2 separate regions of the Mus musculus genome follow, and region 2 is linked to region 1. The links are chromatin loops, found by intact Hi-C in ENCODE. Cell type or tissue: heart. All regions are shown on one strand. Each heading gives the region's core, and the rest is flanking DNA. Links, peaks and the distances in the headings are about the cores only. Region 1 holds the start of LOC105243223 (a long non-coding RNA gene). Region 2 holds the start of Ednra (endothelin receptor type A).

What was found. Hi-C counts contacts between places; a loop is a spot of excess contacts. Peaks named below come from ENCODE experiments on the same cell type or tissue, not always from the same donor. Only the 100,000 strongest peaks of a DNase experiment are listed, where the experiment ranks them.
Region 2: it touches region 1 in a loop (2.0-fold over the local background); 3 of 42 quality-filtered maps call a loop at or near these places.

The regions. Positions count from the first base shown.
Region 1 is chr8:77,662,584-77,674,525 of GRCm38, forward strand. Ednra (endothelin receptor type A) reads right to left here. Exons shown (of 8, transcript NM_010332.2): 5 at 8,934-9,086; 6 at 5,216-5,349; 7 at 4,740-4,848; 8 at 446-2,533. The coding sequence ends at 2,393. It overlaps 4933431K23Rik (a long non-coding RNA gene), which reads left to right. Exons shown (of 4, transcript XR_001778587.2): 4 at 4,088-4,518. LOC105243223 (a long non-coding RNA gene) reads left to right here and starts at 5,326. Exons shown (of 4, transcript XR_878947.2): 1 at 5,326-5,381; 2 at 6,564-6,756. RefSeq lists an enhancer at 9,150-10,059. In heart, for the core only: no CTCF peak of the experiment used is centred there; no DNase peak of the experiment used is centred there; H3K27ac peaks cover 2,123 bases.
Region 2 is chr8:77,718,325-77,730,266 of GRCm38, forward strand. It overlaps Ednra (endothelin receptor type A), which reads right to left and starts at 6,128. Exons shown (of 8, transcript NM_010332.2): 1 at 5,772-6,128; 2 at 1,704-2,178. The coding sequence starts at 2,123. It overlaps LOC108167319 (a long non-coding RNA gene), which reads left to right and starts at 5,261. Exons shown (of 4, transcript XR_003947564.1): 1 at 5,261-5,398; 2 at 8,175-8,207. It overlaps Gm39201 (a long non-coding RNA gene), which reads right to left. Exons shown (of 3, transcript XR_878941.2): 3 at 10,841-11,228. In heart, for the core only: a CTCF peak has its summit at 6,194; DNase peaks (open chromatin) are centred at 5,337 and 6,007; H3K4me3 peaks cover 4,825 bases; H3K27ac peaks cover 5,651 bases.

The DNA.
Region 1 (11,942 bases), core at 1,835-9,834:
ACACACACACACACACACACACACAGAGAGAGAGAGAGAGAGAGAGAGAGAGAGAGAGAGAGAACACCCAAGGGAATAAAGAGAAAAGTGTAATACTTCCAAGTATAGGACTCTTGGCTCCAGCAGGGACAAGGCTATGACAGGGAATCTTGCATCGTCAAATTATTCAACCTATCCTTCCTGTAGCTACTTTCCTGTGCACGGCACCTTCCAGAATTTGTAACTACAAAACTTGCAAGTAACTACAAAAGTTGCAAGTATGGAAAGCTTGAGATTCTCATGTGTAAGAAGAACTGACCAAAGTGGGTTGTATAATAAAGAGTCACCCAGAATCCTCTTCCAATCTATACATACCCTAACACACACACACACACACACACACACACACACACACACACACACACACACACAATGAGAGAGAGAGAAAGAGACAACCACAGAAAATTTGGCTAAAAGAAATGTACAATTATTTATATATTTATATACATACAAAATAAAAGTTATTTGTCATTCTCACAGTCTGTAAACATCTGGGAAAATGCCCAGTAGAGTTACCAGGGCCCTTTGAAATAGTGACCACTGAGGAGTTGGGGACAGGATGGAAATTTAAGTTTGTCTCACAATCAGAGAGGAGCAAAGAGTTAAAGGTTCATGGCAAGTGTAACTACATCTCACTTAACACAATCAGCTCATTTGGCCACTTTGACATTGTTTCCTGCCAGGAAAAAGGAATGAGCAGGAAAGCCTGGTAGCCAGTCATCACTGTAGGAGAAACTGAGAGAGTCAAAGGAAACATGCATTATATATGTGCTACTATTGTGAAACTTGTAGAAAATGCCCAGGCCCTCCAAGGCCACCCAGCAGTTTTTTCCTAGGTATGCTTCAGATGTGGGGCTGGAAGTCTCAGGCATACTTCAGTGACACATTTAATCTGCAGGACAAGGTTTTACATTAAAAAAAAAACATTAAAAAAGACTAGGCTTATGAAAAATAGAAAACCATTTGACCTAATGGTATTATGATTAATTATTATTATTTGGAGACGAGTTCCTCTAGTTAGTGCAGGCAGTCTCCCACTCACCGTCCCTGCCTCAGCCTCCAGATGCCGAGTTGGAAGCACAGTGCTATCTCGCCCAAGTATTATTAGTACTTTGGGAGGCAGAAGCAGGAGGATCTCTGCGAGTTCAAGGCCAGCCTGATTTATAAAACAAGTTTCAGGACAGCCAGGGCTACAAAGAGAAACTCTGTCTTGAAAAACAAATCCAAGTAAACAAGCAAAATCCAACCAAATAACAACATAAAAAGAAAATACAGGTTCTTAAAGATTCTTTGTCTAGCAGCTACTAAGCTGCCGTGCTGCTGGTCTGTGTCTGTGTCTGCAGCAGCTGTGGAAATCATGGTTTCCAAACAAAACAGTACCATAGAAACAACTAACTCCTCATCAGACGGTCTTCCTTCCCTCCTCCTCTTCCTCTCCTCTTTCTTTTCTTCAGAGTACATTGAAAGAAGATGAAACGATCATTTCTAGGGTACCATGCAGTTATAAAGTACCAACACTCGGTGACATTTCCAAAAGAGTACTTTAACCTCACAATGTGTTTGGCTATAAGATAATAATAATTAATAATAATGAATCTGCCATAACTTTGAAACACTTTTTGTCTGTTTGTGTCTTGTGAGAACAGGTAGCCCTGGCTTTTCCGAACTATGTTGATGAGGCTAACCTTGAACACCTGACCATCTTCCCTCACCTCTCCAATTTTAGGATTGTAGTCATGGGCCATGAAACGCAACAGAATTTCTAGGGCAGTGGTTCTCAACTTGTGGGTTGCTAATGACCCTTTAACAGGGGCAGGCTAAGACTATCAGAAATATCAGACAATTATAACAATTCAAAATAATTGAAGTAGCAACAAAAAATAATATTGTGGTTGGGGGGGGTCACTGGAAAATGAAGAACTGTATTAAGGGGCTGCAGCATTGGGAAGGTTGAGACCCACTGCTCTAGAATCTTAGGATGGACAGTTCCCACCAGCTGGTCCATAGAACTGCACGGAAGCTGGTCATGAACTTGCAAACTCTGTGTTCATGCAAAGGCGGCAGCTAGGTGGCTTCTTTGAACCATCATCTCCTTTCTCCCAGCTCTAATTTTCAAGTGTTGGAAATGACATGCGCGGTATGCAAATCATATACAGTACTCAGGAAAGACCCATTGGCTATAGCTGGGACCGGTCCACCACGTGCTGTTGGGAGGGCAGGAGAGCTTTTCCTAGGATGGACTTAGAAAAGGAGCATGGGAGAGACTTGGGAGGTTTTGGGAGCGCATCTGTGGCGTAATGGTTGTTTCCATCCTAGGACTTGAAGGCACACGTCTCGGTGTTTCTGCGGAGGGTTAGTTCATGCTGTCCTTGTGGCTGCTCCGTTCCGTGTTGTGGTTGTTCTGCTCTTGGTTCTTCCACTGGATACTCGTTCCATTCATGGGGACCGAGGTCATGAGGCTTTTGGACTGGTGACAACAGCAACAGAGGCAGGACTGCGGGTGGGAAAGAGAGAGAGAGAGAGAGAGAGAGCGTGTATAAATTACTCAGTCAGTCTGCCGCTCCATTCTGAGTCACACAGGAAGCTTGGGCCCTCCAGTGAGGAGTGCCCATGGACAACCGAGGACAGCCAGAGCTTGTCCTAGCCAGACAGAGATCAGGAGCAGAGGTCTCTTGCTTTTCATTTTGGTTGTATTCTTCATGTTTAAGAGGAGGGGCAGTGGTGCTGGTTGGGGCAGGGTGGGGGGGGTGCTCTTTCAGGCAGATGCAGCTGGGAAAGAGCCTGGGGGTCCTGCTTCTTCATCAGTGCATCTCTTATGAGATGCTTGGTATCTGTCAGTACTTCAGGTGACCCTCACTATAGCCCCAGCTGTGGGTACTGTTGTCATCTCTTTATGAAGGACCATTGTGAGGCCCAAGGGTAGGGAGAGCAGAATGCAAATTAGAAGCAAGGGCTCTCAAGACTGGATTCTTTCCCTTGGCCATTCCCTTGGGTGTGTGTCTAATTTCTGAGCATTTTTAATGGGACCGTTCCCTTGCCTTCTAATTAATATATAAAGTAATCACCAAGTGATATCAAGTACAGCTTATGAAATATACTAGTTAGAACCTGGTGTGAGTGAACCCATTTCAGTCCCAGCACTTTGTGGTTTATAATCTTTCCAAGGAGACCTCAAGGCCATGGCAGCTGAAAGTCCATTTTCAACTCTTATCTGTTTGTACGGTCTTCTGGGTAATATGTCTGTCTCTGCTTAGATCACAGGTTCTGTGAGGGCAGTTATTGTGTTTTCCTTTTCAATCTTATGCAGTAGCTCACAGATATTGAGTACTTATTGTCTCCACGTATATCTGTCTGTCTGTCCACCTGTTGTCTGTCTGTCCATCCACCTGTCTTATGTCTATCTATCCATCCACATTGAGTTCTACTTACTGGATGATCACTTGGTTCATCAGTTTTTACAGTGAAGTAACTGAGGGAGCTAGAGGGGGGACTGATCACCTGTGGGTGAGACCATTAGCAGATGCTGAGCTGCACGGTCAGCAAAGGTTTCCCTGACCTCTACTCTACTATGGATAAAATGCACTGTGGGCTAAAGTTAAATATCTTGGTCCAAGACAGCACAACTCAGTAAACATTAGGGCTGTCCTAAGTCATTCCAGAACTAGAAACTGAGACATCAATAAGACAGGGGAGTTCCTACAGATATTGTTGATGTGTCTGGAAGGAACTTTTTTTTTTTTAAGATTTATTTATTATTATACATTACTACACTGTAGCTTTCTTCAGATGCACCAGAAGAGGGTGTCAGATCTCATTATGAGTGGTTGTGAGCCACCATGTGGTTGCTGGGATTTGAACTCAGGACCTTCGGAAGAGCAGTCAGTGCTCTTATCCACTGAGCCATCTCACCAGCCCTGGAAGGAACTTTGAAACAAGAACGATGGCTACAAGGGAAAACGCAGAGTGCAGATGCCCAGAGTAATCAGTATATACTTTCCTTGGAAAGGCGATTATTTATTATTTTTTAAGATTTACTTTTATTTTATAGTGTTTGCCTGCACGTGCACCAGGAGTGTTCCTGGGGTCTAAGGAAGCTGAAAGAAGGCATTGAATCCTCCGGAACTGTAGTTACAGGTGTTTCTAAGACACCATATTACTGCTGGGAATGGACCTGAGTCCTCTGCAAGACCAGCAAATGCCCTCCCTTAACTGCTGGACCACCTCACCAACTCTGAAAAGGTTGTTATTAAATCACAATGTAATTGCTGTTAGTGAGAGCTCGCTCAGCCCCAGAGCTGACTTCTGCCGGAGACAGGCTAAAGTCTAAGACAATGAAAGGCATGAATTGGCTTTCTGGACTTAGGATGCCTGGTGCTTATATTTGAGCCTTCCATTTGAAGAGAGGCAATAAATTGGATGCAATGAAGTCAGTCTCTTTGGCATTAACCTCTGAAAGTATCATCTGAATATGTATCGTTCTTCTGCTCTGATGTCAGTCTTGATCTTCTTTCTAGGTAACAAAAAGTGATGTCACTTCTTGAATGAAGAGATGAAGAGGAGGGTGCCTGATCAAAGCAGTAGCAAAACTGAATTGTCTGTGACTGTTTACTATGGAGTTCCCTGATTTGGCTGCCAGAGAGAGAGAGAGAGAGAGAGAGAGAGAGAGAGAGAGAGAGCTAGATCTTGTAAAACAGTCTTACCTGAAAACAATTTTTGAATTTCTTGCTCACAAAATATAGAGCTATTGGGTTTATGCAAGAATTCATGGTTGCCAGGTTAATGCCGATGTAATCCATTAGCAGCAAGAAGCTGGAGCAAAAGAAAACACTGTCGTTAGAACACATTGCTTTAGAATCTGCTGGGTGGCATTTACCACCAGATCAGCATCTCTCCTAGCCAAAGCAATGTCTTATGGGTAGCAGTTAGGATTTTATAAGAAGCACTGCAGGATCATTGCATTGCTTAGTGGAAGCCCTTGTGCACTGCCTCAGGAAGGAAGTAGCAAGATTATTGACAGGACTCACACAAACTTTGGGATCAGTGGTAGGCTGTATCAGTTAAAAACATATAATTAAGTTTACAATTTTAAGTTTCAGAATTTATGAATGTAAAAAGCAGCAAACCTCTAACTTCTTAATGAAATGGGTACCTGAGCATTTCACACCATGAGTCATACCTGAGCAGTTCACACCGGTTCTTATCCATCTCATCATATACAGTTTTCTTCAAAATGCGGCTTAAGTGAAGAGGGAACCAGCACAGGGCGAAGATGACAACCAAGCAGAAGACAGTCTTTGCCACTTCTCGACGCTAAGGGCAAGTTCATGCAAACAAGGATAAAGGTTAGTGTTATCACATCCAGGAATAGTGACACATGAGGACGGAGGAGATTCCATGGAAGAGTCTGGAGAATGACCTTCATATGATGTCACTTTTGAAGGCCCAGAGTGTAACTGTCTCATGGAAGAGTCATAACCATGCTTTTGGGCAGTTGCCAGCTTTGAGATGTCCTGAGGACAACAGTAGAAGCCTATGCCAGGAGGAAAGCAGGAACTGACCAGAGTCGACACCATGGTTGTGTCTAAGCATGGGGACAAGTGTGTTTGTGAGTCTAAGCATGTGGGCATGTGTGTTTGTGAGTCTAAGCATGTGGGCATATGTGCTTGTGAGGCTACGCATGTGGCCATGTGTGTTTGTGAGTCTAAGCATGGGCACATGTGTGTTTGTGAGTCTAAGCATGTGGCCATGTGTATTTGTGAGTGTAAGCATGTGACCATGTGTGTTTGTGAGTCTAAGCATGTGGCCATGTGTGTGCTTGTGAGTCTAAGCATGTGACTATGTGTGCTTATATGTCTAAGCATGTGGCCATGTGTATTTGTGAGTCTATGCATGTGGCCATGTGTGTTTGTGAGTCTAAGCATGTGGCCATGTGTGTTTGTGAGTCTAAACATGTGGCCGTGTGTGTTTGTGAGTCTAAGCATGTGGCCATGTATGTTTGTGAGTCTAAGCATGTGGCCATGTGTGTTTGTGGGTCTAAGCATGTGGCCATGTGTGTTTGTGGGTCTAAGCATGTGGCCATGTGTGTTTGTGAGTCTAAGCATGTGGCCATGTGTGTTTGTGAGTCTAAGCATGGGTGCATGCATATTTTCAAGGAGTGGGGATGACTAGAGGGTGACCACTTAGGGATTAGTTAAGTGCTGAATGCTAGGTAACTGGCCTCAGTAATGGCATGACACCCAAGGAAACCGAACACAGCAAGAAAGTCAACAAGTCCATAGAAGTCCAGCCTGTTTCACTCATTGTTGATTTTGAAGCTACTATTGAAATTGTTTTGCTTGTATTTACTATTTACATATTTAGTCTGAGACAGGGTCTTGCTTTCTTGTCCAGGCTGGTCTTGAATTCCTGTGCCTAAGAGATTACATTGCCCAAGTCTCTCTTGTGTTTAAGATTATGGACCTATGCCTCTATGCTGAGCTGAGATCTGTGGCTAAATTTTAAAATTCCTTTTTATTGATGTGTAGTTTTCAAAGATCTGCTGTTTGCAAACAGAGGATAAGGGGAGGAGTTTTCAGCAGTGCTGGTTAGAGGCACTTGGCATGTTGACGAACGAGTGACTCCAACTGAAGCCTTACCAGCCTCCGAGACGACTCGTGGACTGACCAGCCAGAGTTTAGGAACTATCTGGACCTCTTCATTTGGGTTCAGACTGCTGAGGTATATCATCCCACTCACATTTAGGAACATAAAATGCAACCTGTCTGTAATGGGGGGTCAACCAATGTCAAAACCAATGGGAAACAGGCTAGAGAAATTCTGGAAAATAATGTTGGCTTAATCCAAGGCAGCTAACATTAAGTTCAGAAAGCCTGCAATAAACCCTCCCAGTTGATCCCTTCTCTGAGATTCTGTTATCCCAAACTACTGCAGAAGCCCGAAGACCTGGGGCCCTTAATCTTCCACGTCATGAGACCAGCTGGGGTACGGTTCCAGAGACATGTCTGGAGGAGAGACAAAGTGTTCCAATTTGTGAGACTGAGGACTTTGTAAAGCTGTATTTTTTTTTTTTTTGAGACAAGGTTTCACTATCTTTGGCTGGTCTGGGGCTCACTATGTAGACCAGGCTGGACCCAAACTCAGAGATTGACCTGCACCTGGTCTTCAAGGGTTAATTTTGCACCTGAAGTATCTGCAACATTCATGTCTGAACAAAGCCAGGCTAAAGCGTCTCACAGTAAACACTACTGTCAGTCAGGGATAATTGCTACCATTTGTAACACATTAGAACTTATAGGGCACACATACGCACATCACTTCCTCAGAGTCTTATAATGGCACTGATTCATGTCTTATTATGGCCAATTTGCAGACAAGGGGCTGAGGAAGTCGCACAGCAGTTGGACCGTGCTAATGTGTGCCTGTGTGTGATAATTACCCAGGCAGGCTGTAGGGCATGCTGCCTGGGGGTGTGAGTGAATATTTGTACATACTTTCCCATTGCTCTTACTGTTACTTTATCAATCAACATAAATTAGTTGTTTGTTGACTGTCTTCTAGGAACCGGACACTATTAGGAACCCTATATGCCATTGGCAACCTACAAATATATTACTATACGCTTAGGAGAAATTGGAAGCTTAGAGATGTGAGGTAATCTGCCCAGGGTCACATGACTGGGAAGTGGAAGAGTGAGGTTTTTGCCTTCTAAAGGCCTGAAGTACCCACAACTAGAGACATTTGCTCCCACAGGCATGTTCAAATTCCTCCTAAAAGATACATTTGCTCCCACTGGCATGTTCAAATTCTTCCTAGAATTTTGGGCCTCCAAGATTTCACCCCATGTTGCTGTTTTCAGTTAAATTCCTACCACAAGTCGTATTTGAGATGCTCCTAGGAACAAACTGAAGTCTGTTTTCTTTCTCCAGACTGCCTGGTGTCCATTCCATGTTCTCCTGGGGCTCTTTCCCCTCCGACTGAAGCAGACTGTGTCCTCTGCTTTCCCACCAAATAACACACAGCCTCCTTCCCACCCAGACAGTTTCTCCACAGTCCCATTTCATGTGTCCCCTAGCTGAGTGCCCCATCTGTGTGCCCTGGCTGTGTGCTATATGGCTGTGTGCTGTATGGCTGTGTACTGTATGGCTGTGTGCTGTATGGCTGTGGGCCGTATGGCTGTGTGCTGTATGGCTGTGTGCCGTATGGCTGTGTGCTGTTTGGCTGTGTGCTGTATGGCTGTGTGCTGTATGGCTGTGTGCTGTATGGCTGTGTGCCCTGGCTGTGTGCTGTATGGTTGTGTGCTGCATTCCCCCACTCTATTGTCTAATTGATTGTATTTGTGTTTTATTCTATGACTAGACTTCAGATCCCACAAAGGAAGATGGCCACATGCATTTTTCTGCTCTGGCCCAATCCTAGGCCCATTTCAATTCATCCACACATACATGCTCAATTCATGCTTGGCAAAATAAGCAAGAGTTAACTATCTTTAAGCCCAGCCTCCCCGGGCCATCTGGTTCACAGGCAGGAGCCCACTTCCCCAAAGGAATTCCTAAGGCTATATAAAGAAACAGCTCCAAGAGAACATTTTTATTTTTAGAAAATCAGGGTAAATCTGTTACATACAACATGGTCATGTGCAGTTCAATGACAGAGAGGTTCTGAGAAATGTGTGGTTTGGAAATTTCAACACTGAGCAAACACCATAGAATTGAATGGTACTATCTATCTCACGGTAGGCTGTGTGGCCTAGCCTATTGCTCCTAGAATACACATCTGCACGACATATTACTGTACGGCATACTGGAGGCAAGTGTATCTCGTTAGTGACTGATCAATGCCTCCATGGCGTGCTGATTTCCAAAGGCCTCAGCCACCTTCCTGTGAATTGTGTTTACCTGTTTGAGGTGCTCACTAAGGGCGATCCGCAAGCTGCCGTTCCTCCTGTTGAGCATCTCACAGGTCATGAGGGTGTAGAAGATTGCTGTGCACACCAAGGGCATGCAGAAGTAGAACCCAAAGAGCCACCAGTCCTTCACATCTTGGTAAAACTGTCCAGGGAGGAAGAGCGAAGACAGGACATTGGAGTGAAATCTGAGAGGAACCCTGCTCACCCCAAAGTCTCCGTGCTTGTGGATACAGTTTATATATCCATCCCCTGTGCCCCCCACCCCATCCCACTTTGACAGCACTGAAGGCCCTGCAGCTGTGCTCAGAATTTTTTTTTTAATTTAATCACTGGATCCCGTTTTATCACATGATCACTGGATCATACCTAGGTGCTTCACACATGCTGCTGAGCTGTAACACATGAAAAATGCATATCAAAACAGTCTAGTTATCCCTACAAGGATGTTTCTAAGAAGCCAATGCTGATTTCTACTACACAGTGGATCAGTACAAAGTTGCTTCTCTTAAAAGTTCATAGAAAGGGATTGGAGACATTTTCATCCTCGCTTATTGATGAGCCTCAACATTTCGATAAGATCGGCTGATTTTAAAGTGTACTTACCATGAGTGTCTCATTTAGGAACAGTGAAGGCTATCAATGAATGGCTTATCTGTGTAGCTGCAGTTAGTGGAAGTCAGCCCTTTGCCTGGTATGTCTGCTATGTGACCCCAGAGTCAGCCGGCTCAGCCATCAATAACTCCTCTCTCTCTTTCTTAATACTTGCCACCTGGAAATACTAAGGGAAGGCATTCTAGCTAAAGGCTGACCTCTCTCTCTCTCTCTCTCTCTCTCTCTCTCTCTCTTTCTCTCTCTCTCTCTCAGCAAGGATGTATACAAATCCAGAATATCCAGTTTCTTGTCTTTTTAATGGAGGATTAAAATCCAAGTTTATTCTAATGAATTCACCTCAGACTTGGGAAGACGTGCCTTTTACTTCCTTATGTTCTTTCTCCAGATTATTTATTGAGGATAACATGCCTTCTTGTGGTAGTTTGATCAGTTCCCACAGACATGACCACCATGTTCCTTGAACACTACAGCTTCTGAATGGAAAGCAGCCCTTTCCATACAGAAAATGGTTCTATAAGACAGAAGTCCAGACAAGGTTCCTTATGTCGCACAGACACCTTTAGAAATCTGGTGGGAGGCAGAATTCCTTCTGAGAACAATACTTTGTGTGTTTATGCATGTTCATGTGTTCATGTGCATGTATGTGTATGTATGTGTTCCTGTGTGTATGTTCATGCATGCTCATGTATTTGTGTGCGCACATGTGTGTGCATGCATGTGTTCATGTGTGCATGTGTGTAGGACAGAACAGCCTTAGGTATCATTCTTCAGAAGCCATTTACCTTGTTTTTTGAGACAGGGTCTCACATGGGGACCGGTCATCTGGCTCAAGCCTGTGGCTTCGTCAGTCCTTGTTCTTCCCAGCACTGGTTTTTACAAGCTGGCGCTACTGTGACTAGCTTCTTACATGGATTCTGGGGACTGAACCAACTGAACTAACTTTCTAGACTTCAACATTATATTTTAATAAGCACAAATTTAAATATATGTGGCCATACTAGAAACCAATTACACTAAAATGGAGCTAGCAAAATACTGAAAATAAAATTCTGATAAAGATATGTATTCATCAACAAATTATATATTATGTAGTTCTAACTAAATAGTATAATGGCTCAAAAAAAAAAACCTACCAAGATGTTGAACATTAATGTTTTAGGATTGTCTACATATGTTTTTCCCTCTAAAAAAAAGCCATGATATCCTTAAACAATATAGTGGATTATTATCTGTATTTAAAGTCAGAGGAGATGATACATTTCAGGGGACTTTAGTGAAAACACACACATTTCCCTGGATTACGTGCAAACTCCCAAAGGAATTCGTTTCGTCCTATTTGTTAACAGATCTTTCCTGGTCCACCCCACTGCAGAAGGCTCTCCGACACACCTGGTCTCTGTCCTTGTTTGAAAGTACAGTACAAACATCCTTTGAGGCTCTCCCTTCCCTCTCCTCCCTCACCCACCCAGTGTTTGCAGCCTCTTCCCACAGAACTGCAGGCTGAGTGGATGCGACCCACCAGCCATTGCCTGGGCTCTGAAAGGTGACCCAGGACACGGCAGGATGGAGCACCCCTCCCCCTCCCCTATGAGAAAGGCCTACTGAGAAAGTGGCTTCACAGTTTCGTTTTTGAACTGATGTCATCAGCCTAGGGATTGGAAAGGGCCTTGGGACAGGCTAAAGGAGAGCAAAGATGAAGGGTGGAGCATGAAAGAAGATAGAAAATTATGTTTTAAAAAAAGTGTATTCTAGACTTGGACTGAACCCTGAAATCTCACCAGTTTGACTCATAGCCTTGATTGCCACCCGCGGCCAGCACCTGGCCTCCCTCCCCTCAGACCCTTACACAGGAACTGCAAGTTTCATGACGCCACCTGTTTGATTCTGTCCATTTCCAGGGATCACCAAGTTCCTTCGTATAGGGCCATTTCTCCTCTAATGCTTTGCTCTGAAAGTCTAGAATCCTTCTCTGCCCCTTCCGATTGCATCCCCTAAGCATGGGCTAGGTCATCCTTCTGTCTTGTTTTTCATTGTGGAACCTGACCTACTTAAAAGGCAGTGAGAAAACAACTTTGATTTTGAGGTTGCCAGTTTGCCAGAGTTCTATTTGTTTGTTTGTTTGTTTGTTTAGTGTTCAGGGATGCACAGTGCTGATGTGCTCCCAGATGTCAGCCTTTGATTCCTATCAGCCCCATAAACATTGCTGCATATGTGCAGTGAGCAAGCCCAGGTCTTAGGAATCTTTACCAAATTGGCTTCTAGATCAGAACCTATAGTTTCATGTATGACTCCTCACAGGGCATACATTTTGCTTATTTTGCTAGAGAAATGTTTTGTGCAATATTTTTAGGGCAAATAAGATTTGTGTTCAGATATATAGCTGAGC
Region 2 (11,942 bases), core at 1,711-9,710, 56 kb after region 1:
ATCAGCCATGTGTAGTGGTGCATGCCTTTAATCCCAACACTCAAGAGGCAGAGACAGGAGGATTTCTGTGGGTTCAAGGCCAGCCTGGTCTACACAGGGAGCTCCTGGAGAACCAGAGTTACACAGAGACTCAGTCTCAAAAACAAAACAACGAAACCCATTGCGTTCATCTGTAGTGCTAGGACGCTGGCGCCTGTGGTAACTTCATGTGATTTCACCATGACTGAAACAGGGGAGGCTATGCCAGGCTGCTCTGCATCTCATAATTAAACTGGCGAAAGTAGTTTAAAGTAATATTTCAGAATTGTGTTACTTACAACAGAGGTTCTCAGCCTTCCTAATACTGCGACCCTTTAATACAGATTCCCACGTTGTGGTGATCCCCAACCATAAAATTATTTTGTGGTTACTTCATAGGTGTAGTTTTGCTACTGCAATGAATTGTAATGTAAATATCTGATATTCAGGATATATGTTATGAGACACTAAGGCCCATAGATTGAGAACCACTGACCTAGAATAATTTGTTCCTGTGGCAAGGGAGGAGGAAAAGAAAGAGAGAGGAAGAGAAAGAAGAGGAGGAGAGAAAGAAGAAGATGGGGAGGAGGAAGGAGAGGAGCCTGAGTTCAGACTAGAGGAGGTGGGGGAAGAAAAGGAAAGAGAGAAAGAGGAGAAAAATGAGGGAGAGGGGAAAGGGAGAGGAGAGAGAGGGGGAGAGGAGAAGAGGGAGGAGGAGGGAGAGAGAGAGAGGGAGAAAAAAGAGGAGGGACAGGGGGAGGGGAGAGGAGAAGGAGGTGGGGAGAGGAAAGCCTGAGAAAAGCAATTTCCGGTTTAGGGTGAAGACATTTCTTAAAATGTGGCACACATAAGCCAATTTTGTTCGACTCTTACTGTACTTAAATTTCTCTCAGGAATCTTTCCCTTCACAATGACTACAGCAAATATGGAATATTTTGTTTCCACTAGATTTAGTTTATTTTGGTTAAAGAGTCTCTGAGGCAAGGCAATTCCGGCCGCGTTTCGACACTTGTCTTTTCCCATGAAAACACCGACTTTTCTTCTTTGTCTTTAGGGTCCTATGGCCTAGTTCAGGGCTGGGCACATATTACAGCTCAAAGAGAGAAGGGGTTATCAGGTCTATTTGGAATGGTTTTAGTCAGTATTTCGGTCCTGGCCTGCTATCGATGGATTTCATTATCTCCAAGTCACTGATACTGAGGGGAGCCAGCAAGCCCTTGCGTGTCAATCATGCACCCGTAGACTCAGACTGAAATAGAAGCTGTGAGTTCTGCTGTGGCTATCTACTTTGAACAGCATCTCATGGAAAGATAACTGATATTGCATGTGGATTTACCTTACATTCTTTGGGAGCTTGGCATGGCTCACCCTAAAAACTGTATCTCAAACAATCTTCAGTCATCGATTGCCCCAAGACTCCCCATGGAGGCAGGAAGCCGAGTGCTGTCCTGGGAACCTACTTTGGGAAATAGGAGCATCTTAAGGGTCATCCTGCTAATACTGTTTCATTAGCAGCTAAATTGGGAAAAGTCTAACACACAGCAGTAAAACTCTTAAAACAAAACAAAACAAAACAAAACAAAACAAAACAAAACACAACACGTCAGTGAGCTGAAAGCAGAAGTAAACCTCCTAGGCAGAGCACATCAGAGCAAGCGTCAGCAGAGCCCTCAGGACTTTCCTACCTTAAACACGTTGATGGGGAGGTCAATGACCACGTAGATAAGGTCTCCAAGGGCCAGGCTGGCTATGAGCGCATTGGGGCCGTTCCTCATACACTTGTTTTGGTAAATGATTCGTAGTAGAGTTGCGTTCCCCACCATTCCCACGATGAAAATGGTGCAGGATATCACAGTGTTAATATATTTGAAAGCTGTCGTGATTTTAGTCTGCTGTGGGCAATAGCCGTGCATTGAGCCATTGCTAGGCAGGGCCAAATTAGGGGGTCGATGGGTGGTGCCCAGAAAGTTGATCTCCGTCCCCGGAAAAGGGGTGAAGTCTTCCATGTGGCTGCTTAGATTAGCGCTGTATCTCTCCGGATTGTCAGCCATTACGCCTCCCACCATGGTCAGCCAAAAGTATGCCGCAAGGCAAAAGATACTCATCTTAACCTGGATTTTAAGTCTTCTTATGTTGGTCTCACGCCTTTCTTTTTTTCACCTGGAAGAAAAAAAAGTAGGAAAAATTATTATTATTATTATTTTGCTACAAAATCTAGCTGTCCCCAAAAGATGGTGGTTAATGAATGTTTATTGATTTAATGAAAATATAGGTCAATCAGATCAAAATAGGAAAGACCAAAACTCTATTATAGCAAGAAATCTCCCCAGCCCTGGCTGTATCCACAGCTATATCTGTATAGACCATGATATGGATAAAGATATTTCAGTGTTCCTTAAAAATAGCAGTGTTTTTTCCTCTTTATTCAGGTTAATGATAGCCCAAATCTTCCAGACATGACACAGAAAATTCTGTGGTAAAAGAGGAAACATTGCTTCAGACTGAGGCACAAAATACAAGAATCTAATTCTCTGACTAAAAACTTGAGCATGCCCGAGTGAGTGAGGGGTTGCACATGGCAGGAACGGGCAGCAACGCTGTCTAATGCGTTAAAGTGTTCATTTAAAGCCAAATGTCTGCTTTTCTCTGCTTTGTGCACTCACACTGGTTCCATCTCCAGCACCACAGAGAGAAAGAAAAGATCACTGATGGAGACAAGAGGTTTAGTTTGAAATGCTTGAAACCCTGCAAAACCCACATATTTTTAAGTCTCCACACTTCTACCCATCAGAAACCACCATGATACTTGTCAATGGTGTTCTGTGAGTGACAGGTTATCCCAGGCCGCCACACCGTTTGGTTTGCCATGGGCTATCTGGTTTCTTAGTATCGTGCAAGCATCCTATCTAGCTAGGACAGGACAGGCACTGTGCCGAACACATCACATGCTGCTGCTGTCTAGTATAATGATAACAATCAAGTCATCCACAGGTTCTCCAGGAAGACAGGGAAGCTGAGAGGAAGGTCAAAGGTGGTGACGAGCCTACAACCCTGAGGCAGCCTGATCTGACTCCACACCCGAGCTTTAACCACCAGGTCATCCTGTCTCTCTTATTTCCATGCTTTATTTGCATCAACAACATACTTAAGATGTCTCCAGAATTTGGATGACGCAGCAGAACATTGGAAGGAGTGTTCAGGTATTATCAAAGAGTTCTTATGTTATATCGCCTTCAAAGGGCGGGTGGTCCCTGGTGCTCAGTAAATCTAGATTTCTCCTCTTATACTTTAAGACACTTAGAAAACAAAAGGAAGGCTGGTGCTGAGAAAATAGCAACCAAAAGTCAATTGCTCCTCCCCTTTGGGTATTTTGTACTTTTCTTTCATTAATCTGTAAATGAGGACAGTAACTTCATTTATGGGCAGTGGTCTGTGTATCTATGGCGTATACACCTAATCCTAAATTTTAAGACTCAATCTTTTTGAGTCTGCTCAAGGGTGACCACATTTAGGGATTTTTGACAGTTGTCATGGGACATTATTAAGTTTAGGCTTAATATAAGTGTACCAAATAAGAGATGCTGACATGCTATAAGAAGTATAGGGGAACACCTGCTGTCAGTCCCACATGCTTTTGCCTTGCCAAACAGCAATATACATCGCATCTCACAGGCACCAACTGGTTCTTGACTTGGGCATCACAATTTATACAGACAGAACAACATCTGTAACACATCAGGAGTCTTGAATGAGTGAAGTGACTGTGTTTTCACAGCCAAAAGGCTGCTGGATGTCATCCTGTCTCACGGCTGGGCTATAGGTGTTCACCCGCTGCTGTGATTTCAAAGTGATGGGCCTGCCATTTACTTCTGTCACTTCTGCTCACCCTTAATTGTAAGTGGTTACAGATTTTCTCTCCCGTCTCTAATAGTCCGGAATAACTGGCTGAATTATTAGTAGGTCTACAAATATCATCTTTCCATTTCCCACATGTAGACCAGAATGCCAAGTACAAAGCTTTTTACGATCTGCCTCCCTCTCAGGATAGTGAGGGGAGGCACAAGTCTTTCAATTCCTTGATTGCTTTATGATTTATGGTTCCTGGTTTCCCAATGGGAATGGAATATTTAGTAATAGTTATCTTAAAAATGAGAGACAGAGGTCTTTCCCATAAACAAAATGGCTTCATGGTCTATTAGAATCATCCAGGAGGGGAGTTCATGAGCCATTTGGGTGTCACAGGCACTGCACAGCTCACGTAGAGCTCAGTGGTCCTCATTGCCACAGGTACTGAGAAAGCTACAGTCATGGCTTCCTATCAGGGTGTGAGCCAGCTGCCAGTAAAACCTCTTTCCTTCCTTCCTTCCTCCCTCCCTCCCTCCCTCCCTCCCTCCCTCCCTCCCTCCCTCCCTCCCTCCCTCCCTCCCTCCCTCCCTCCTTCCTTCCTCCCTCCTTCCCTCCCTCCCTCCCTTTCTTCCTTCCTTCCTTTCCTTCCTTCCTTGCTTCCCTCCAGCAAAGACACTACCAAGAACTCATTTCTCTTGACACCTCTTGTCAGCTCACCACATCTAAGGGACATCTGTCAAAAACATGTGGATGCCATATTGTTACAGAGTGAAAAACACAAAACCAAATAAAAGAAACCTCTTTCGAATCCATGCTTTCCCAAGGACGGATCTGTAGCTCATTTTGGTATATTTCAGTCAAGCTTTGCCGGGCATCTGGCTCTAGAGCCAGAGCTCTAGAGAAGCAACTCACATTCAGACCAGAAGGACATGTCTATGGAGTCAGCATCTTTCCTTTTGTGGGTCTAGAGTTTGGTGGCATACAAAAGCTGACCCCTTAGTGCTTTCCCTAGTTAATACATCAGATTCTCAGAGCAAATGTCCACTTGCCATTAGTAATTTGGAAAATCCAACGGCGCCCAAACCGCACACATACTTAGGGCAGGTAATTTACATGGTATGGTTGCCAAGGTGTTTCATAGCCAATCTTTAAAAACAGATGAGTTGATGGCTGTGTGGGAATCAGAAACAACTACAAGAAGAAAAAAAAAATTAAACCAAGAACTTTTTTTTTTTCAAGTTCTCTGTGGTTTTGTTCTCTGGAGAAGACAAATTATCCACTCTCCTTGGACACATCCTCTGACTTTCATATGCTTTCGCCCCAGGTCTGCTGGGGTGAGGCCACTAAGGGTGGTGTAATCAGAGGTGGCTTATCTACAAACAGTTCCAGGGTTCTGCACATGAAAGACAAGAAGTGCCCTTTAAAGGACAGGACAGCACTGAGCAAATCGCCCAGACCTCCACCAGCAGGCAGATTTCCAACCCCAGCTGCCATCGTGGTGTGAGGAGGGCTCCACAGAGGTTGGTTCTTCACAGTAAGTGTCCTTGGCACTCAGGGTGCAGGATAGGAAGAGACCAACTTCACCAGGAGGCTTTGGAGCAAGCGCCCTGGGCCTTGATGCGCCTGAAAGCTTGTGTGGAGAAAAAGATCCTCCCACTCCCGGCTCCCCTTTCCTAAAAATCCGAGACAAAGCTCAATGGTCTTGTCCGGTGTCCACCCCCACTCCCCCCAGTGTTCGTCTCCCAGGAAAGCGCCCCACACTGGGCGTCCCGGGAGGTAAGTGCCAGGCCGGTCTGTTGCGTTTCCCTGGAGCTGCGAGACACCCCTGCTCCTCCCAGCAGATTGCCCCGGCAGCGACCCTATCCCTAGTTCCAGCCCTGGTTCCAAAAAGAAAGACTTGCACCGACCTTAGAGCTCCTCGGAAGCAGACAGCTCCAGGTCCGCGCACGGGCCAGCCGGAGCCTGAGCTGGAGAACGAGGGTGGCGCGCAGGGTGGCGGGTGACCAGGGCTGCAGCACAGTCTCAGCTCGGGGAAACTTCCCCGGACAGCCAGGCTTCTCTAGGGGGAGATCTTGCTCAGCCTGCAAGCTCCAGCGATGGTCCGGTGGATCAGAGAGAGGCTCCCCACCTCCTAGACACAGTTGCCAGACTAGAAGGGATGGGTGTGCGCGCGAGGCTCCCAAGGAAAAGCAAACTCCGGAGGAACACGCCTCCCGCGATCTTCCTTAGACTCCACAGGCTCCTAGACCTTCCTCTCTACTCTGGGACCTAACTGCAAGAGCGCTATCCCGCCTGCCCTCCAGGGAGCAGCCACCAAGCTGCAAAGCTGCTGCCCCCGCCAGGCCCTGAAGGGCAGGGATCTTTAACTATTTCCTTCCTGAGAAGTTGGTTAGTCTAGGATGGGTAGGATTGAAAGTAGAGAGCAACAGACCAGACTCAAGGTTGTGCCCTGTTTTAGGAAGAAACTCGAGGCACTTGAGCCCGTGAGTACGGGAGAGTTTGATCAGCAGGGGAAGCCAGGGAATTTGGGCTGTGTCTCCTGTCAACTTTGCTTAGCTTGTTAGCACTCCTCACCTTAGAGGAAGTTATGGAACCCAGGTGGACAGCATGTCTTTGGCTCAAATTTGACCTGCAAGACCACTAAGCCTTAGCCCAAGGCAAAAGGGAGCTGGGGAGTCTGTGGAAGGGTCTAGGGTGTGCTCAGAGAAATGATCATGTCTGACAATGAATGGGGAGACCCTTCAGAAGGCAGTGTCTTTATCACAGAGTGTGTCAAGTCACGATAAGATGGGGAGTGGGAGGAGAGATAAGGGCCAAACATCAGGGCTCCTGGGGAAGAAGGCTTGGCTGTACGGATGCCCTAGGACCTCATTGGTTCCCTACCGTATCTATAGTGGAATTGGACCTCAGTTTGTTCTAGGACCTCTAGGAGAAGGGAGAGACAGGACTTATATCTAGCCCCTGGGAAAGAATTTTAGCAACAGCTTCCTCATAGTGTGGTGGCTAGATTCCAAGAACAAATATCCCAAGAGAAAGGACATAGAAACTGCCACCTACTTAAGGCCCAGGTCCAGATAGTGACACAAAGGGGCTTCTGCTTAATTCTGTCAGTCACCAATTCCAGATTAAAGGGTGAGGGCACAGAGACCCTACTTGACAGGGGTCATTTTGTAAAACTGTCACAGCCATCAGCAGAACACCTCGGTGGAAAGGATTTTAATATTCTTCTGGGACTGTTGGAGCAGGCATTACCCTGTCCACTAATCTAGTGTTTATCTAGCGTTTCTCTAGGAAGGATCCACAAAAATTGTCTCAGTCAGCTCTGAAGGGGTACGCTTTTGTGGCGACAGCTTGGCAGGCTGACATTATTTTCCAGGAAGAAAAGTTATTGCCTTCTTCCAGAAGACTGTTCATAACTTGGTATGTGAAATGTTCTGGATCCCAGGCCCTCTCACCCCGTGACTAGGCACGTGGACAGTGCACCATCTGTGTAACTGAACATGTCTGTCAGGCTAGTCTTTGTAACAGCACCCCCAGGACCCCCTACCTTTTGCTGATCCCACTGTGGTATGGATTAAGCATTAAAAATTTCTCTTTCACATCCCTTAGGACAGTCACTATTTAAACACAAATGAAACTAGAAAATAAACTGGATTGTCAGGGGTGCTGAGAGGCAAACTCCTGACTACTGAGGCAACAGCAGTGGGAGCCCAATGGTGCTCCTCAAATAATTATGACTAAAATTACCAAGGGTCTAGCAATTCCAGTCCTGAATATGTGTATAAAATGGGCAACAAGGTTGGTGTTGTAGACAGAGTGAGGCTGAAGAACACAGAAACAGAATGGATGTTGGTCTGTGTTTTTTCTAAGGTTGGGCCCAAGAGACACATCAGCAGGAAGGTGCCTGCTTGTTTAGCATCAAGTTACTTCAGGTTAGTGTTTGTGTTAAATATTCAGAGAGAAAGAATTCCAGCTAACTGGCATATTTGGGAAATGTGCTTATTTGTACGTGAGTGTGTGTGTGTTTGAGTGTGTGTATGTGTGTGTGAGTGTGTGTATGTGTGTGAGTATGTGTGATGGTGAAAGATGACCTTGGGAAGTTGAGTGTGAGGCTTCAGTGCAAACGCCTTCACCCACTGAGTTATCTTCCAAACCCTTGATGTTTAACTGATTCCCCCAAAGGTCAGATGACAGCTTAGTTTCTTCTTAATGACATGGACTTCAGCTTGAGTGAGTCCATTTCGAATGTGTTTCTGTGCTGTTCTGTTGTTGTTTGCTTGTTTCAATTAACGCCGTGATCACATTTACAGAAAGGACCTAGAATAGTCAAAACCACAGAGAAGGTAAGCTGGTGACTCCTGGGGCTTGGAGAAGGGGGCTCACTGTTTCATGCGTTTCACTGTGTTTCACATGTGTTTCACTGTTTCATGCGTTTCACTGTGTTTCACTGTTTCATGCGTTTCACTGTGTTTCACATGTGTTTCACTGTTTCATGTGTTTCACATGTATTTCACTGTTTCATGTGTTTCACATGTGTTTCACTGTTTCATGCGTTTCACTGTGTTTCACATGTGTTTCACTGTTTCATGCGTTTCACTGTGTTTCACATATGTGTTTCACTGTTTCATGCGTTTGAGAGGTTTACTTTGGGTGATACTGAGGCTCTGTGATTCCGTGGTGGGAGCTGCACAACAATGGTGACATACTTAGTGCTCATGTACTGTGCACTGGAAAAGGTTAAAGCCACACATTTATACTATGCCTGGTTTGCCAGGAGGAAACAAATCTTCATGTTGAGATAAAAACCCACATTGCTGTGTGTTCTGTTTATCTATAAAGTAAATTAACTAAGAAAGACTTCATATCCAATAAACGTGCTTATGGAAGCCTTCAGACAGACCTGTAGCTAGGAAGCTTAGCCCTGCCTCATTGGAGGTGAGATCCTGTAGACTCTCTTTGTGGCTGTGAATTTAGCTTCTTTTCTCTGTTTTACTTTGAGGGCAATGACTGCAGTGAACTCCAATCAATCTCTTGGTGACGTTAGCGTCTGTTTCAGCTTTCCCTTCCCTGTAGCAAGACTCTCTCTGCCTCCGCCTCTGTGCTCTCTGTTGAGTTTCTGGTAGTACCTAAGGGGAGTCAGGATATTTCTTTCCAAGTTTTCTAAGCTTGACTTTCAAAAGTTGTTTGTTTTCCCTGAAAGGAACATTTAGGCTTGATGGTTTTCTAGACTTCAGGGAAACTTACTTTCCTTCTGCCTCCACCAGCTTGCTCAGTGAGCATTTCTGTCTTGGCACTTTTAGTGACTTTGTCTGGCAGAGAATAGTATTGATTTGATAAACAACCATAGATTAAGATGTACTCAAGACAGTACTTACGAACCAACCACTCCTGCTTCCTACGGCACATATTCACGTAAGTTTACTTCATAGTTCAGACCTGCGAATCCATCTCACAGTTGCTAAACTTCCAGGATCGTCAAACGTCAAACTCAGCCCACAGTAAAACACCAGTGTCTCAGCATTTTCTGACAATAAAGTATGCATTGTTCTTTTCTTTTCTTTTTTTTTTTTCCCAGAGGAAGGAGAACAGGAAGGTTTCAGGAACCACAAAGATAAAGGAAGGAAAGGAGAGGGAAATGTATAGGCAACAAGAGGCTGACAAAGATTACCACAGTGTTCATCTTGAGCTGTGTGAGGAGCAGGGTTAGACAGCCAGGCAGCACCTTTGGCCTGAGGTGAGATGTTTAGAATTGTCCCTAAGTGCTTTGGTTTCCAAAGCAAATTCGATTGACAAACAACTTGGGAGTTGGCTACAGATTCCTTGTTCAGTTATCTTTCTCATTGTTGTGAAAAGAAGGGCATGGTGGCAGGAAATTGTCAACCTGACTAGATCACCGTGGTGACCTACCTCTGGGCATATCTAGAGGGTGTTTCTAGAAAGCAAATGAAGAAGGAAGTCCCACCCTAAATGTGGGCGGTGCTATTCTATATGTGGTACCATTCTAAGAGCAGGAACTTGAACTTGATCAAGGCTTTAGCTGTTTGTTTCCAGAGAAGAGAGCGAAGAGGCAGCAAGAGAAGCAAAGAACACGAGGAAGCGAACAGCTTGAAGGTCGACTTTAACCAGGACTGCCAGCAAGCCAGCCAGGACAGGGGAGTCCCTTCTCCACCCCACCCTACACTAAAGAGATTTAAAGAAGGGCAGACAGGACAGGATCAGGACATTTGCTTTGTCTTGGTTTAGGTCCAGGTTTAGAAAACCATTTCTACCTGGGCAGTGGTGGCGCATGCCTTTGATCCCAGCACTTGGGAGGCAAAGGCAGGTGGATTTCTGAGTTCGAGGCCAGCCTGGTCTACAGAGTGAGTTCTAGGACAGCCAGGGCTACACAGAGAAACCCTGTCTTGGAAAACAAACAAACAAACAAACAAACAAAAACAACAAAAAAAGAAAAGCAACTCTAAAGGTCATCCTTTGTGTTTGTCTTGGACACTTGAAATCAGTATTAGATAGTGTTAAGAATTTACTGGTTTAGGGCTGGGGAGATGGCACAGTCACCAATGTGTTGAAAGGATAAGAATCGGAGTTATAGACACAGAGAACACATTGTTAAAAAAGAAGAACTAAGAAAAGGAAAGAACAGGAAAGGAAAGGAAAGGAAAGGAAAGGAAAGGAAAGGAAAGGAAAGGAAAGGAAAGGAAAGGAAAACACCAGATAGGTTGACAGGCATTTGTCCCAAGGCTGGAAAGTTAGAGATCAGAAAATCTCTGGGGCTTTTTGCCAACTAACCTAGCCTATTGATGGTTACAGGGCAGTGAGGGATCCCATTTCAACAAACAAACAAACAAACAAAACAAACAGAAGGTGCCTGAGAAATTGTCCTCTGACCTCTACTCATGTGGCATGTACAGAGGTACATGCAGCCTCCCCACTCTGAAATGTATTAATTGTTAAAATATTGTCTTAGTATATAGGAAAATAGTTTCATATTTTATAGATTGTTTTCACTACCAAAGCATAAACAAAGCTAGAGAGTTGTAAAAAGCCAGAGGGGACAAAGAACTACCAAGGTGGACATACACATGACAAGTCCCAGGACAGAGAGTGGCTCTGAAGGACAGTAGAGCTATTCAGCAGCCACTGTGAGCTATTGTTCAAGGAAAGGAGGAAGGACCCTAAGGTGATGCAGAGACCATTAATCAAGTCAGAGCGCCACTGTCACCACAGGCCTAAGGAAGTCTGTGAGCATCTCATTGTCAGTGACTGGGATTGCCTCTGGGTTTGAGCAGGGCTCTGTGGTGCCTTCTACTGCCTCAGAGACCCATCACCTCCAGAGGTGTTGAGGTCACGCTGCCATGAAAGAAGGCCTGGAAGACAAAGAATGAAACCAAAGTTAGATGCCTTAGCCTTAAGATCCTTTGGAATTCTCCTCAGTACCTTTTGTACTTGGAATCTGTATTCTCTTTTGGATGGGAGCTCTTTTCTGAGCCTTTGCACTGTTGTGTTTTAGAAGCATGCAGCTAGTCTGGCTTTCCAGGGACCCAGCAGCACAGGAATTTGCCTCAAGACCTTGCCTCAAGACCAATTGTTCTTTTGGTCTCATTTAACTCTGAGATAGATGATATTTAAATGACTTAAGATCTTCAATTTTTTATTAAATGAGCTAAGACTTTGGGGCCTGTTAGGAATAAGGAAATTTTAATGTGAGAAGGACATGGGTTTTTAGAGGCAAGAAGGCAGGGAGTCGTGGCTTGAGTTTTTGTGTCTCCTGTCATTCATCTGTTGATCTCTTACCACCTGATCTGATGTACTTGGAAGCAAGCCTTTTGCAGATAATTAGAGCTCAGTATAGTCTTGAGGGTCAGGTTCTCATGGAGGATTAGCCCCATTCTAAGAGACAGCAGAGAGCTAGATGTCTCTCTACCATCAATGACATACAGAGGTGACCATCTGATGCCAAGGAGACAGCCCTCATTAGCATTTGACTACACTGTCACGCAAATCTTGATAGCACAGCTTCCAGGATTTTGAGAAGATACATTTCTATTTACACCTTAGAAGTCTAGTCTAAGTTATTTTGC